2 separate regions of the Homo sapiens genome follow, and region 1 is linked to region 2. A link is an interaction called in ENCODE POLR2A ChIA-PET data of the cell type or tissue named here. Cell type or tissue: endothelial cell of umbilical vein. All regions are shown on one strand. Each heading gives the region's core, and the rest is flanking DNA. Links, peaks and the distances in the headings are about the cores only. Region 1 has its middle 140 kb from the start of ANKFN1. Region 2 has its middle 64 kb from the start of PCTP.

Region 1 (8,406 bases), core at 1,598-6,597, 200 kb after region 2:
GAGCCCTCAGAAATAACGCTGCATATCTACAACTATCTGATCTTTGACAAACCTGAGAAAAACAAACAATGGGGAAAGGATTCCCTATTTAATAAATGGTGCTGGGAAAACTGGCTAGCCATATGTAGAAAGCTGAAACTGGATCCCTTCCTTACACCTTATACAAAAATTAATTCAAGATGGATTAAAGACTTAAACGTGAGACCTAAAACCATAAAAACCCTAGAAGAAAACCTAGGCATTACCATTCAGGACATAGGCATGGGCAAGGACTTCATGTTTAAAACACCAAAAGCAACGGCAACAAAAGCCAAAATTGACAAATGGGATCTAATTAAACTAAAGAGCTTCTGCACAGCAAAAGAAACTACCATCAGAGTGAACAGGCAACCTACAACATGGGAGAAAATTTTCGCAACCTACTCATCTTGACAAAGGGCTAATATCCAGAATCTACAATGAACTCCAACAAATTTACAAGAAAAAAACAAACAACCCCATCAAAAAGTAGGCGAAGGACATGAACAGACACTTCTCAAAAGAAGACATTTGTGCAGCCAAAAAACGCATGAAAAAATGCTCACCATTACTGGCCATCAGAGAAATGCAAATCAAAACCACAATGATATAGCATCTCACACCAGTTAGAATGGCAATCATTAAAAAGTCAGGAAACAACAGGTGCTAGAGAGGATGTGGACAAGTAGGAACACTTTTACACTCTTGGTAGGACTGTAAACTAGTTCAACCATTGTGGAAGTCAGTGTGGCGATTCCTCAGGGATCTAGAACTAGAAATACCATTTGACCCAGCCATCCCATTACTGGGTATATACCCAAAGGACTATAAATCATGCTGCTATAAAGACATATGCACATGTATGTTTATTGCAGCACTATTCACAATAGCAACGACTTGGAACCAACCCAAATGTCCAACAATGATAGACTGGATTAAGAAAATGTGGCACATATACACCATGGAATACTATGCAGCCATAAAAAATGATGAGTTCATGTCCTTTGTAGGGACATGGATGAAATTGGAATTCATCATTCTCAGTAAACTATCGCAAGGACAAAAAACCAAACACTGCATACTCTCACTCATAGGTGGGAATTGAACAATGAGAACATATGGACACAGGAAGGGGAACATCACACTCTGGGGACTGTTGTGGGGTTGGGGGAGGGGGGAGGGATAGCATTAGGAGATATACCTAATGCTAAATGACGAGTTAATGGGTGCAGCACACCAGCATGGCACATGTATACATATGTAACTAACCTGCACATTGTGCACATGTACCCTAAAACTTAAAGTATAATAATAATAAAATAAAAAATAAATAAATAAAAATAAAAATAAATAAATAAATTAGTAAGCAATCATAGGTAAGAAAATTGTTAAATCTACATATCTGCTCTTAAAACTGGTAAAGGAATGACATATAGATTAGAGATAGATTCACTGATTATTTAATGCTGCTGCTTTTAGGGAGCCTTCTTGGGTACTTTTTTGGAAAGAGAAGATAATTTTAGTGGATTTCTTACATGGTCACCCAAGACACTGTTGGTAGAATTTACAAGTTGCCCACATCTTCCATTATGACCATCGGATCAGAAGTTCTCTAATGATTTCTTTAGCCACAGGGTCACATAAAAGGCCAACGGAGTTACGCCTGTAAATGCTTGTCAGCAATAACTGATATCTCCCTTAGCAACAGCAAATGATTTTGACTTCCAATTTGCCTGAGCAGACAAACATTATCTTTGATAAATACTTAATTCCTATCAGGATTTTTGAAATCCTGAACATTGACATTTCCTGGAATTCCTCCAGTCTCTCTGAAGACCCAGGCGGGGAACAGCCCCTCTATGGTCTCCAAGTTGGCAAAGAGTAGCTGTGAAGTTGAACGTGGGTGAGATTAAAACAATGGGCAAAGGAATAAATGGAACCCTCACTGCCATATTTCTTGCTGGATATATAATAATATAGCAGTATTTATCTTATAGCCTGGATCCATTAATTTTGACCTCAGATTGAATAATTCTGTAAGGAAGTACTTACATCCACTGCAGGAGACTGAGACAGGCCTCTAGCAGCAATAGCAAAGCTGGAGCATGCCACGGCTGGGTCCCAGATGCCAGAGCTGGAATAGGTAAATAGCTGGAAGAAGAGTGGCAGGACTAAATTCACTAGTGCCATCAAGTTCAAAGAGTGTGCACAAATAAGACAGCTAAGCAAGCCAAAAAATCAAAAGCTGAGACACAAACAAGAAAAAAGGATGAGCAGCAGAAGTAGAAATTAGATGATAAAATGTAGAAAATGTTCAGCGAAAAGCAAAAAGAGGCCCTTTTATTGCAATGGCTCCAATGGCATAGTGAATGGAGAGTCTGCCCGGTTTAAAGACTGGAGCCAAGGTCAAACAGCATGCACTGTGTTCACATGTCCATACCTCTCTCTCCCTGTGCAACGCTAGCTCAGGAGGTTATGCTGCATTTGCTTTAAAAGACAGTAACTCCCCATACCTGCTCACCAACACACCAGACTCAGCATCTTACCCTATAGGAATAGCCACACATAGTGTTAAACCAAAAACCAAGGAGTTGTGTTGCCCCCGATCTCCAAACACTAAATATGAGCTGCTTTCTGTGTCTTAAACCAAATGCTAGTATTAACTTGTTCTCTCATTTGAAAAGAGGAAATGATGTGAAATGGATTTGACTCAAGAGGAAGCTGAATGCAGGACTATAGGTGTCCTCACCGGAGGAGCTGGTGTGAGATTCAGTTGAAAAGCCATAAGTGCTGTTAAAAAAAAAGTATTTATCTTAGCCAAAGGATTAAAGCTGGCATAGAGCATAAACCTGGTTATCCCCAGTATGTCACACTTTACATTTGCGTAGGAGCTTAATAATGCTCTCACCTGAGTCATTGCATTTGGGTTCATATGGCAACTCTGTGAAAGAGACAGGAAAGTGACTGGTAACCACATTAGAGGACAGCCACAGCAGGAGTGAGGAGCTGCCACTTTGCTGCCTCTATAGAGGAGGAATGCCAGTCCACATTTCTCAGTGCAGAGCTTCATTTCCTGGCCTGGGATGTCAGGGGAAAGGGTTGACCTGGAGTCCTGGCATTCTACTTCCCATGGCAATCCTCACGCTCATCTTAGCCCCACTGCAGCTGTTGCTATGCTCCTCTCCCAGAGCTGGAATTTGTTCAGCCCTTGCCAGAGATTACAAGAGTCAGAATGAGCTGGTGGTGTCAGGTTGCACCCCTGGCCATAATAGAGGGACAATCCCATCCAATACCCTGTGAGACAGCCCAGCTGTTGCCCGAATCCCTTCCTCTGGAGTCCAAGATACTGTGCATTCTCTGAGACCCCACACTTTCCTGGGCATAAGACTGTCAAACAGAGTCTATCTAATATCATTCACCAGCTGACTGGGGTTTGCTCTACACTTGGCTGGTGACAACCACCAGGTCTCTGGGTATGGGGTTCTGTCCCTGTTCTCTGGTACCTAAGCACTGCAGAGCACATGAACCCATCGAGCTTATTGCCTGGGAATGGTCCTAGGTCTTCATATCCTTGCTGGGACAGAGTCCTCACAGGATGAAAGTCTCTCTGGACATTCAGTGCTCTCTGGCCTAGAACAGAAGCTCCCCTGCCATCATTCAGATTTGGTCTTGATCTACCAGCCCCCAGTAAAGGCTCTGGAGGGATAGAGCTAGATCCTGCATTCTCACATTCCTATGAGCTCTTATAAGTTCTTGCCTCATTCTAAGTTTGGTCTTTCTTTTATTCTTTCATGTTTTCAAACTTAAATATTGTTTAGGTTCACTTAAAAGGAAAAAGATTTTCACAGACCCTCAATATTGCCTCAAATTATTTTTATTATTAAAGTATATTTAAGGTTTTGAAGTACTAATTTACATTCTTTATCAGGAAACTCATCTCTCTCTCTTGAATATCATCTACCACTAATGCTTTCTTTCAAGTCTGGAATGGGGAAGAAGGGGAGTATAATGTAGGAGAAAAAAAGAGAAGAAAGTCTTTTCAAATGAGAGAAATACTTGCAGAAGCCCTAGATAGATAAGAAAATTAAAAAAAAAACAAGCTCTAACAAAAACCTAGCCTATTCTGACCCAAGAGATTGTGGGAAGAAGGGAAAGGTCAGGGAGCAGTCGGAGGTGGAGAGGACATAGCCCCACTTAACATTTGGGAGTTTGGAAGGAAGTCACCTTGCAGGCACACCAGTCTGGGGGTGAGTTAATCAAAGGTCATTTGGTTTCGTGTAAGCAATGTTTCTCAAAGCGAAGTCAACAGACTAGCATCATCATTACAGTCCTACTAAATCAGAAACTTGAGGTGGGGACCAACAATCTCTGTTTTAATGAGCTTTATCATTAAATTAGCTATTTTGCTGCACACCATAATTTGAGATGTAGAGGAAGGACCGATATTTAGCACTCCCAAATTTCTATCCACTTCTGCTTGCCTTTAAAGGGGAGGATGCATAATATATCTGAGTGGAGAGCTGTGAGACTACCATGAAGTCTGTGGTATTGAGAGGTGAAATAGAAACCCTAAGCCATGGGCCAGCTGTAGAGTGGGGGGTAGAATGTTGGAGGCCTATGCAGCATAAGACATATCAAAGATGAAACTGAGTCATGTTGGGAAAACTCATAGGCCAAGGCAAGAGAGACCAGATCCTGTGGCACACCACAGGTGGGCTTCACAGCAGGCCAAGGCAGGATGCTCAGGGATAGAACTAGTGGTGCTTGAAGGGAACAAACCAGCCCTGCCACTATGCAGCAAGTATAAATGTCTGCTCTGCAGACTCTAAGACCTCTGTCATCCATTGCCATCAGCCACATACCCTCCTCCAGACACCCAGATGCTATCAAAGAGAAGATCTGGGAGAGAGAAAGGAAATGTAAAAGAATGCATATATTACCTAAAAATGTCAAGAACTTATCTAAAAAGGCTTTTGTTTTGGCATTGAATTAAGTTGAATAAATTAGACTATATTTTTGTTTTTTCTTCCGCAATTCAATGGATGGGGGCTCATAAAGAAGACCATATCAGCTACAGAGAAATATGAGATATTGTATTTCTTAGTATATCTGAGTAAAGTACAAATAAATCTACAAACTTGAGATATTGTATTTCTTAGTATATCTGAGTAAAGTACAAATAAATCTACAAACTTGACTTTCTATAACATTACTTCAGTCTGTATGGCCAGTAAACAAGTTGTAAAATCATTTTGCTTACAGCTTATCCATAATGATAAAATCAAAATAAATTTTAAAACTTCAGATCAAAAACATTCATAGAATATGGTAGATATTGTTTTGTTTTGTTCACCCATGATTTCTTTCTATTATCATAACTGAAATCTTCAGTAATGATTCTAGAATTCAAGTGGGTAAAAACACTCTAAGTCAAATGAAAATCCTTTTAAAAAACATTCTTAAGTATAAGGAAAGTGCACAAATCACAAGTATACATATCAATGATCTTTTCACATATTGAATGTATAATGCAACAACCATCCTGGTCAAATGGTCAAAAATAGAACTTTATGAGAATTCTAATAGCCCAATTCCATACCCTTCCCCAATCACTATGCTTCTTTTCCACCCAGTCTTAGTTCATTTGTGTTGCTTGAAAGGAGTACCTGAAATGGGGCAATTTATAAAGAAAAGAGGTTTATTTGGCTCACAGTTCTGCAGGCTGTGCAAGAAGCACAGCTCCAGCATCTGCTGCTGTTGAGGGCCTCAGGCTGCTTCCATTCATGGTAGAAGGCAAAGGGGAGCCTACGTGTGCAGGTCACATGGTGAGAGAGGAAGTAAGAGAGGGAGGTGGGTGGTGCCAGACTTTTTTAAACTACTCACTCTTGGAAACAGAGTGAGAACTCACTACTGTGAGGACAGCACCAAGCCATTTATGAAGGATATTCCCCCATGACTCAAACACCTCCCATTAGGCCCTACTTCCAACGTGGGGGATCATATTTCAACATGAGGTTTGGGGGAACAAACATCCAAAGTACAGCACTCCATATATTAGATTTCATTTTTGTTAAGTTAAATAAGTAGAAGCATACACTATATACACTTTCAGGTCTGGATTATCTCATTCGAAATAATACCTATTGTTTTGTGCAACTATAGTTTTTCCATTTTCCTAGCTGTGTAATATTCCTTTTTATAAATATGTCACATTTGTGGATATTTGGGGTTGTTTCCAGATTTTTAGTTATTATGGAAAAATCCTGCTATGAACATTATTTTATGTCTTTAATCTATACAGTCACACATTTCTATTGGGTGGAATAGCAGTGAAATTGCTAGGTCATAGGGGGTGTGTGTTTAGTTTAGTAGATAATGCAACACTATTTTCCAAAGGAGTTTTACGGATTTATATTACCACCAGTTTATAGGAATTCCCTTTGCTACACATCCTTTAAACATTTGGCATTATTGTTGGAGTTTTATCTTTTGATTATTTTTGCAGTATCGTATGGTTTTAATTTCCATCTCCATGAATAGATTGAAGTAGGATTTCCTTGTGGTTGTAATTGCATTTCCTTGATTACTTTTGAAGATAAGCCCTTTTAAATATTTGTATTGCCTTTTGAATATTCTCTTCTGAGAAGAGCCTGTTCAACTGTCTTGCCCATTTTTACAATGTGTTGTGCTTTCTTATTGATTTGTGGGTATTATATATCATGGATAAAAATGCTTTGTCAATTATTTGTGCTGCAGATATTTTCTCCTGGTTTATGACTTACATGAATCAAATATTTATATTTCTTATTTATAAATTAGAAATATTTAGGATATTTAGAAATATTTACTTTCTAATTAAATATTTAGATGACTAGAAGTTCATAATTTTAACAAAGTTCAGTATCCATCATTAGAAATCTACCCTATCTCGAAGTCATGAAAATATTCTATTTTATCTCCCAGAAACATTTTTGCTTTACACAGCTAGATCTACAATTCTTCTGGAATTTATTTTTGTGTATAGTATGAAAAAAGGGCTGAGTTTCTTTTTCTCCTATGGCTATCCAATTGACACAGAATCACTTATTGAAAACTCAATTCTTGTCGCCATTGCTCTGCTGGGGCTAATTTTATTATAAATCAAGTGTTGACTGGGTGCAGTGGCTCACACCTGTAACCCCAGCACTTTGGGAGATGAAGCAGGTGGATCACCTGAGGTCAGGAGTTCAAGACCAGCCTGGCCACCATGGTGAAACCCTGTCTCCTCTAAAAATACAAAAATTAGCCAGGCATGGTGACAGGTGCCTGTAATCCCAGCTCCTCAGGAGGTTGAGGCAGAATTGCTTGAACCTGGGAGGCAGAGGTTGCAGTGAGCTGAGATCACGCCACTGCACTCCAGCCTGGGCGACAGAACCAGACTCTGTCTTGAAATAAAAATAAATAAATAAATAAAGTATTGATTTTTGTGGTTCTATTTGTGGAGTCTCTATATTGCTTCACTGGCCTATTGATAAGTCCTTGCACTAGTGTGCACTGTCTTAATTGCTATGATTTTATAATAAATCTTGGTATTGATTATAGTAAATCTTTCCTACTTCTCCTCCTTCCCCTTCTTCCTTTTCCTCTGCAAGATTGTCTTGGTTATTCTTAGCCCTTTGGATATCTGGGTGAAAATTAAAGGCACCTCATCCATGATGTGCCAAAAAAGATTGTGTTGGCTATTCTTGGGACTTTTTATTTTCATGATAATTTTTAGGATCAGCTTATCAAATACAAACAGCAAAACTTCTTGGGATCTAAATTGACATTGCACTGAATCTATAGATCAGTTTGCGGAGAACTGATGTCATTACAATACTAAATGTCCCAATCCATGAGAATGGTGTTTCCCTCCTTTATTTATGGCTCCTTTATTTTCGCTCAATAAAAGTGCACAGTGTTTTGAGGTAGAGTTATTACTCATCTTTTGTTAGATTTATTCCTAGTATTTGATCTTATTAACACTATTATAAATAATCAAATGTTTTAGATGTCCTTTTCTGACCATCTGTTGTTGTTATAAAGAAATACAATGCATTTTTGTATACTGACAATGTGTCTAAAAACCTTGCTAAGTTTTTAAATTTATTCTAATGAAAATTCTTGTGTATATTCTACATGTATAATCGAGCTATCTGCAAAAAAAGACTATTTAATTTGTTATTCCCCTGACTCTATACATTTATTATATTTACTATTATTTTCAATGGCAAAAACCACAATTACTTTTGCACCAGTATGATGCCTTTTTAGCTGTGCAGGACTTCCAGTATAGTATTAAATAAAGTAGTTGACATTATTTTCTTGCTTGACTTCTCGGAAATAAACTTTTTGTCATATCTTCATTAA
Region 2 (8,406 bases), core at 1,482-6,481:
ATAGAGAGGCAAAAACATGATGCCTTTCGAAAATCCTAAAGGCCTTAGCAAATCAATTATTATCATTATAGCAAACACATATCTAGCACTTACTATGTTCTCTTCCAAGCACTTTTCACATATTATCTCATTTAATCCTGACAACCAACTATGCAGTATTTCCTATTGTCATTTTATTTTACATATGAGGAAACTGAGTCCTAGGCAGTGTAAGAGATAGTCCCAAGGTTACTCTGCTTAAAACAGAGATCTCTCACCCAGAACAATTTCTCATTGGCACCTTCACTTTGCTCGGCTGCCAAAAAAGTAGATATTGACGTGGAATCTGAATACAGCACCTGGCTGGAGAGCATTGCCTGTCTGATGATTCACACTTTTAAATAAAAATAATAAAACCCTTGGCTGGACAGCTTCACTTCCACAGTCCAGCTGGGATGTCGTCACTGTGGTTCCAAAACACACTTGGGTGATATTTCAGCTTGAATAAGTGTCATTTGCACATTCAGTTGTGAAAATTCTGCACGGAGGTCTTGTGATCACACTCCTTGTCAGGCATCTGCCAAAAGCTTGCTAATGTTTTGGCTCCCTTGTCCTGCTGGTTTTTGCTGGAAGTGACCTAGAGGAGCGTGGGATGCCTTCTCCTTTAGTTGAAACCCAAGTTAAAATGGGACAATCTGGGTGAGTGACCCAAACCTGAGTCCTGATTCAACCATTATTTACTGAGCACTCAGTATGTATCAAGCATTTTCCTGTATTTTATTACATTGAATCTTCCTGGTAGCGCTCTGAGGTGGGTGTTGTGATCTGTATTTTACAGATGTGGAAGTAGATTCAGATGTGAAAGTAACTTGCCAAAGGCCATTCAGTGAGTAGAACTAAAGAGATCTGATTCCAGGTTTCCTGCCCTCATCTCCATATCAAGGTGCTTCTAGTTCACTTTGAGGTGAATAAAGTAAAGAATGGAGGGGTAATATAATAGAGATGATAATAATAATAATTACAAACATCACTACCAACATTTCTTAAGTCTGCACTGTGTGCCAAGCACTATGGGAATACCTTACAGGCATCACTTCATTTTACCCTCACAACACCCATAAGAGGTAGTAGGCACTAGTATTTCCCCCATGGTACAAAGAAGGAAAATGATGCTTAGAGACGTTAAGCAGGTTAGCAAATGATGTGCCAAGTTTTAAGCCCAGACATTCTGTTGCCAAGGCTTGCTACAACAGCTGTATGAAAACATGCAATGTGGGAGTGCCAGATTAGATTCCTCACCTGCCCCATATCTTCAAAGAAAGCACCAAGAGAAAGTGTGAGGTCAATGATTTGAAAAAATTAATCAGACTGTCAACATTTCCAGTGGAGCCCATTCAGCCAAAGTCACCATTTTCAACGTTAACCTCCATGTTGCAAGGCTGACTTAGGAACGTTACACTCACAGACTCTGAGGAAGATGATGGATTTGTTGAGATGGAGCCTCACCTGGCTTGGAGCCAGGATGTCCAGGCTAAATCTGTGTCATTTAGTCCTTTTCACCCCATCTTATTGGGAGTAAGCTGGAAAGAAAATTCGGGTGCTTTGCCAAGGCTTTGGGAATTCACAGCCCTGTCACTCAGAGATGAGAAGGATCCTTTAGTTAGAAAAAGTTCTCAGTCACCCCTTCTGGAAGATAATCAGTGATGTGCCTTTCCGCAGTCATGAGAGTTATCACTCCTCCCCACGGGGAGAGTGGGCAGTCACGGTGAATCCTGGAAATGGGAGCTGCTCCCAGAGTGATTGAGAACAGAACTGAACTCAGTTCCTCACTTCTTGGTACCAAAGGGGTTGGGTTGTGCCTTGCAAAGGGAGAGCAAGAATGAAAAGAAGAGTAGAATGAGGTTTCGTTTTATATCCAGTAATCAACACACCAAATTAAAAATGAGCAGGGCAGTTTTGTGTGTGCTTGTGATTTGTTACACTGTTTTCCTTTCCTCTCTTATTTAAAAAATGCTATTTAAACAATATTATAATGACATTAAAAGAAGTACGTTATTTATTTATTTATTTTGAGACAGCACCTTGCTCTGTTATCCAGGCTGGGGTGCTGCGGTGGTGCGATCTCGGCTCACTGCAACCTCTGCCTCCCATGTTCAAGTGATTCTCCTGCTTCAGCCTCCCGAGTAGTTGGGATTACAGGTGTGCACCAACATTTTTGTGTTTTCAGTAGAGACAGGTTTTTTTGTGTTTCAGTAGAGACAGCTAATTTTTGTGTTTTCAGTAGAGACAGGGTTTCATCATGTTGGCCAGGCTTGTCTCGAACTCCTGATCTCAGGTGATTTGCCTGCCTTGGCCTCCCAAGGTGCTGGGATTACAGCTGTGAGCCACCGTGCCTGGCCAGAAGTTTAATAAAGAAAATATTCACATTCCACTTGTAGAATACAGCATAGTCTTTGCTCGTGCATCATCTATTCTTATGTAACTGTAATCAGACAATAGAGTGAGCATTTTTCCATGTTGTCCCATATTCCTTAAAAATATTCCTTGCTGGGCATGGTGGCTCACGCCTGTAATCCTAGAACTTTGGGAGGCTGAGGCCAGAGGATCTCTTGAGCCCAGGAGTTCAAGACCAGCCTGGACAATATAGTGAGACCTTGTTTTTACTAAAAATAAAAACATAGCCGGCCATAGTGGCACATGCCTGTGGTTCCAGCTACTCAAGTGGCTGAGGTGGGAGGATCACTTGAGCCTGGGAAGTCAAGGCTGCAGTTATGAGAGATTGAGAGATCGTGTCACTGCACTCCAGCCTGGGTGACAGAGGAAGGAAGACCCTGTGTCAAAAAAAAAAAAAAGAAAAATTGTTTCAAAAGAGAATTCAATGCGTCGATTACAAAGCCTATTGCTTCTTTCCTTTCTTAATTTTGCTGACACTCTGATATTTTAATCTCCATTCTAGAGTGTGAGCTTATTCATATCCATTCTAGAGGAAGGAGGAGGTTTGAAAATGAAGGGACATGCACATTTGTCTACCCTGTCATGTGTTAATGGTTCCCATTAATAACAAAATAGATGAGGATTAGATAAGAGGAGAAACAGAAGAAAAAAAGATCAAAAGTGTTCACTAAAATGAGTTGTATTCTAGTTATTTTCAATTTTAGGAGAACCAAGGTGAAAAAATGCACTAACCAGCTGACAAACAGCTCTGCCCTCCGGAGGCTTGGCAGACACTGAGCAGCTGCTCCTGGGGCCAGGCACCTCTGGCTGTGCCAGCAGCTGTGCCAAGGCTGAACAAGGTCGGGGGGAAAGAAATGCTTCACATACCTTTGGATTTGTTTAGTCATTGACGCAGGAAATAGGTCTGTGTCGCTCAGCTGGTAGCATCATTGCGTTTGCCTGGAAGGTCAAGGGTTCAAGAACCACACTAGAAAGTTGGCAGCTTCCCGAAGCCAATGCTTGCACTGTCATGGAAGGCAGGTGGTGGTGAACACTGGAGAAAGGAATGCTCTCTCTGCATGTCCCAGGGAAATGGGGCTCACAGGGGCAAGACAGACACAACACCACTCAGTTTACTTTGACCCATAAGCTTCAAAGTACTCCTGTGTGGAACTAGCAGAACTGTCATCCAGGGGACAGGATTGTGTCATAGACAACTCTAGAAGACAAGCGGAGTTTGGGGCTCTCTGATGCATGCTCTACCATCTTTTTTACTGAACCCTCAGCTCAGCCTCTGTTTCAGCTTTGAGAAACTCAGAAACCAAGAACAGTGAAAAATTGTGGCAGATCCTCAGGAAGAAAAGAGGCCCACACTTACTGAGTAAACTAAGCCTGGAATTCAGGTCTACAGCCCAGTAGAATAATCTCTTTGTAAACTTCTCTAAAATGCTTATGTGCATTGCTGCTTGGAAGTTCAATGTTATGCACAAAAGCAATTTACTATAATATTTAAGATATTTAAATTAGTTTAAGAGTTTAAAAAGCATGATTATATTTGAAATTATTGGGAATTATTTATAGTAAATACACTTGATAATTTTGCTTTTGGCTAAATATTGGAAATTTGGGGAAATAATCCAAAAAATGATAGTAGAGAGGGAGTTCAGCAAAGGTAAATGTGGAAATACATCTTTTAAAATTAATCAAGCCCACTCCGCTAAAAGATAGATCACTTAAGCCTGAAATACAATTTATCTGCCTAAAGAATTTCTATGGCAGCAGGTGTGGCCTGAACAACAGTGCACACCTGAGCTGTTTGTGCATGGAGTAACATTTTGGCTTACAAGTTACCACAGGGCTAATTGTTGCTTATTTATTTCGTGGGCTGCTCTGATCCTAGATACCTTTGTCCCTGGAATGTGGGAGATTGAGTAGGTGTGGGGATGGTGCTCTTCGGTAAAATTGTCTTTAGACTGGAGAAGGTACAGTAACAGGCAGCTTCTTGTTAGTCTAAAGGAAAAAAATCCCTGACTCCTTTCCCCTTTAAATAAAACACCTTGCTTGCAACCAGCTATAAGAGAGGTTTGAGGTTGGCTTGCATCGGGAACCTGCCAACAGGTTCAAGTCTGATGTTCCTACTCCCAGGACATCTTTTGCTGTCTTATCATGAGTTTTTTATTTATTCAGTTATTAGGAGCTGTCTTTCTGCTCCTACCCTCAGAGACCTAAACAAGACCTCTCATCTTTTGAAACCAAAGACAGAGTGAAACAGTCCCCAAAGAAAGGAAATCCTACAAAGTCTAATGGAAGTTACACAGTTTTGGATTTCCCTTGGCATTTCGTGGTACCTGTCTCTAGTCCTTAGTGCTGTCTACCTGAAATTACTAACATTTCCTCTCTTCATGAGGACAAGGTTCTTCTTCTTTAATTTTTTAACAGCTTTATTGAGATATCATTCACATATCTCACATACGATTCACCCATTTAAAGTATATGCTTCAATGGCTTTTATTATATTCACAGACTTGGGCAGCCATCATCTTAATCAATTTTATAACATTTTCATGATCACCCCCAAAGAAATCCCAAATGTTTTAGCCAACATTCTCCAATCCTCCTGTCTTCCCAGGTCTAGGAAACCACTAATGTAATTTTTGACTCTATGAAATTGTCTGGATATTTCTCTATGAAATATTCTGGATATTTCATACAAATGGAATCAAGGCTCTCTTTAAGCATCCTACTATTCTTCTACAGAGCCTGGCCAAAAACCTGGTACCTAGTAGGCCTTTTAGCAAGGCTATATTAGTTACTTGATTTAGGTATATTAAATGACTCTTTTAGGATCAATATAGCTCATGAGTGGGTAACTGGATAGTCCTAGATGAAAGACCTCATATGCCATTACCCATGGCGTGTTAATGGTCTGGACAGTATCAGAATGAAAAGACAGCCTATGAGTCATAGCTTCCCCTAGGTGAGGTCCCACAGACATGGCCCCCTGTACTACTTGTCTGTTCAATGATATAACACGGACGCCATCAGCTCAACAAATCAGAAATCGATTCCCTAGAAGACTGGAGTTCTCTTATAAGTTGGCACACCACGGTGTGTGTTAACAGGCAATAACACTAAAATGCACTAAAGACCATGTAATTTATTCCCAACATGCTGTTATTCTTTCCAAAACATTAGCTTTGGAGCAGAACGTTTGCTAAATGTTGTCTTTATTTCCAAAGCTTGGGGTAAAGATCATATGCAACCAATGACTGAGAGATAATTGGCCACTTTACAGTTTTAACCTCAAATGAACTCCCCCGTCTGAGTAAATTTCCTGGTAAAAGATCCCATTTTAATAGAATGTGAAAGCTGCAAGAAAGATGGAGCTTACAGATCACAGTATGGTCTGTTAGATAAATGACCAGGAGTAATATTTCTTAAAACCACATTTTGTAGACAGAGTTAACAGAAAACCCAGGAAAAAAATACCCAGTGGTTCAGCATTCTCGCTTAAATGAAAATAGCATGTGTGTTTTCAGCTCAAGTTGTGCCAGGGCTTGGAGGGAAATTGGCAAGGATTAAAACCAAGAGTCTTTTGGGGGTTGTTGGGTATTGTCATCCTGGACCTGACCTCACAGCTTTCTCTCTTGGAGGAGAAGGCAAAAAGTAGCTGTGCTAAAACTTTGCTCTAAGAGTTGCCACAGAGTCCAGAAAGTTCCTCTTCTTGCAGTTGGCTTATTTTCACTGAGCTGGCATTGAGCCAGAAGTCAAGTTATTATTTTGTTTAATAGCTGAAGAAATGACCATCTTGTGCTTTTTAACCTAAAGGTGGCCTTGACTGCAGATCCCTGGATGTGGGGAAGCACCTAAGAAGGTCAGTTCTTCCGGTAGAATGGGAGGGTGCTCCTGCTGTGCATTTAAAGTGAGGTCCTTGGTTTCCTCCTTTGGATTATCATCTTTGGTGAGGTTTGCCTTATGGAGAACTGATGACTGTGAGTTGTCATGTACAAAGTGGAAAAGTAGCTTTATTGTCTGAAGCTCAAATTTCACAGGCTTGCACTCCTTGGTTTAGAATTCAGATTCCTCAGTTTGAAAGAGAACAAGAAAATGTCGCACCTTTTAATCTATTTGGGCAGAAAGAAAATTTAAATCTAGTCAGAGAGGGTATCTGTCTACAAGAGCTCATCCCAAAGATTTCAATTAGTTATTCAAGAAACCATGGCTAAGAACACACTATGAGCCAGGAACTCTCCTGGGTCCTAGGGGTTACAGAGGAAAACTAACCATGACTCTACCTTGAAGGGCTCACAGTTTATTGGTGATTGGTCATAGGGGAGAGGGAGAGGGAGTAAGACCTAAGTTTGGTGAGTACCATGATACAGGTATGTACAGGATATGATGCAGCACAGCTTGGGGTGGGTCAGAAAGACTTTTCATGAGAAACGAATCCAAGGTTGGGTCTCAAAGTAAGAATAGAAGTTAGCCAGGCATCTGGAAGTTCACAGTTGCATGGGGGAGGCAGTTGGCTGAGATAGAGGGAAAAAGCACAGAAACGGAGATCGCATGATGTGATTCAGCATGTCTTGGGTGGGTAGGCATGTATTTTTTGAAAGATGAGGTCAGAGAAGTTGGCAGAGGCCAGATCAATAGCAGCCTTGGGTTTTAAACAAGACCACTTTCCTAGCTCCTCCTGGCTATTCCAACATGGCAACTGGTGCCCTGAGTTCTATCTCAGCATTTGTCACTGTGTGAGTATCACTCTTTTTTGCTCTAAGCAGATAGATCTTGCAGATCTGTAAAAAATTCTGGTTTTTCCACTTACTATGTATGTAATCTTGGACAAACTACTTAGCTATGTGGAGGCTCTGTTTTCTCTTCTGTAAAATGGGTCAAACAAAAAACAACTTCATAGGGTTATTGTGAGTATTACTAGGATCAAACAAGAACAATGACTGGCATGAGAAAAAAGTGGTCATGAAATATTTGTGGAATTAAATTGGGTACAGGAGTGAAAAGGAAATTCTTCTGTCTGGAAAATAGCCTTTAGCTTTCCAAACACCAGTAGCTGCCAAAGCAGTGTAGGACACCTGGAAAGAGGTAGAAAAGAGATCCGAACCATGAAGAAGAGTGACAGGAAGCCACAGACCCCAAAACTAGAAGATGGTAAGCCAGTGAAGCAGATCAAAGTGGGAGGGGTGCATCTTGTGCCAGAACAGCAAGGGCACGGTCAGAAGGGTGGCCAGGAGGGAGGAGGTGGCAGATGCTGGCTCACAGGGCACTTCAGGGAGTGAATGCATGGCAGCCTGTGGCTTCCTCTTTCCTGATGTTGTCCTGGTGTCCTACCAGGCTCTGGAAAGAAATCAAAAAAAAAAAAAAAAAAAAAAAAAAAGAAAAGGAAAGAAGAGAGGAAAAACGGGAAAAAGAAAACAGCGGCATTGTTGTTTAATAACAGCGACACCCCTTCATGATAGAAAACACATAACAAACTAGAAATAGAAGGGAACTTCCCCAACCTGCTAAAGGGTGTTTATGAACAAACCACAGCTAACATACTTAATTGTGAAAGGCTAAAAGCTTTCCCCCTAAGATCAGAAATAAGACCAAGGTGTCTGCTCTTAACACTCCTTTTCAAAATTGTGCTGGAGGCTTTAGCCAGGGTAATTAGGCAAGAAAAAGAAATAAAAGACATTAAGATTGGAAAGGAAAAAGCAAAACTATCTGAGGATACATAATTTTATATATAGAAAAACAATATTGAAAAAGAAGAACAAAATTGGAAGATTTGCAGTTCCTGATATAAAAATTTACTACAGGCCGGGTGCAGAGGCTCATGCCTGTAATCCTAGCAATTTGGGAGGCTGAGGTAGGAGAGTGGGAGGATCATTTTAGTTCAGGAGTTCAAGACCAGCCTAGGAAATATAGGGAATCCCAAATCCACAAAATAAATAAACAAAAAATTAGCCAACCATGGTAGTGTGCATCTGTTGTCCTGGC

The links. Peaks named below come from ENCODE experiments on the same cell type or tissue, not always from the same donor. Only the 100,000 strongest peaks of a DNase experiment are listed, where the experiment ranks them.
Region 1: POLR2A ChIA-PET joins it to region 2 with 5 read pairs; 2 of 35 experiments call an interaction of 5 or more read pairs at or near these places.

What each region holds. Positions count from the first base shown.
Region 1 is chr17:56,007,282-56,015,687 of GRCh38, forward strand. No RefSeq gene overlaps it. Among named protein-coding and RNA genes, the nearest start is that of ANKFN1, 140 kb to the right of the region's middle. In endothelial cell of umbilical vein, for the core only: no CTCF peak of the experiment used is centred there; no DNase peak of the experiment used is centred there.
Region 2 is chr17:55,811,237-55,819,642 of GRCh38, forward strand. It overlaps a transcript of PCTP not described here. Among named protein-coding and RNA genes, the nearest start is that of PCTP, 64 kb to the left of the region's middle. In endothelial cell of umbilical vein, for the core only: no CTCF peak of the experiment used is centred there; a DNase peak (open chromatin) is centred at 3,375.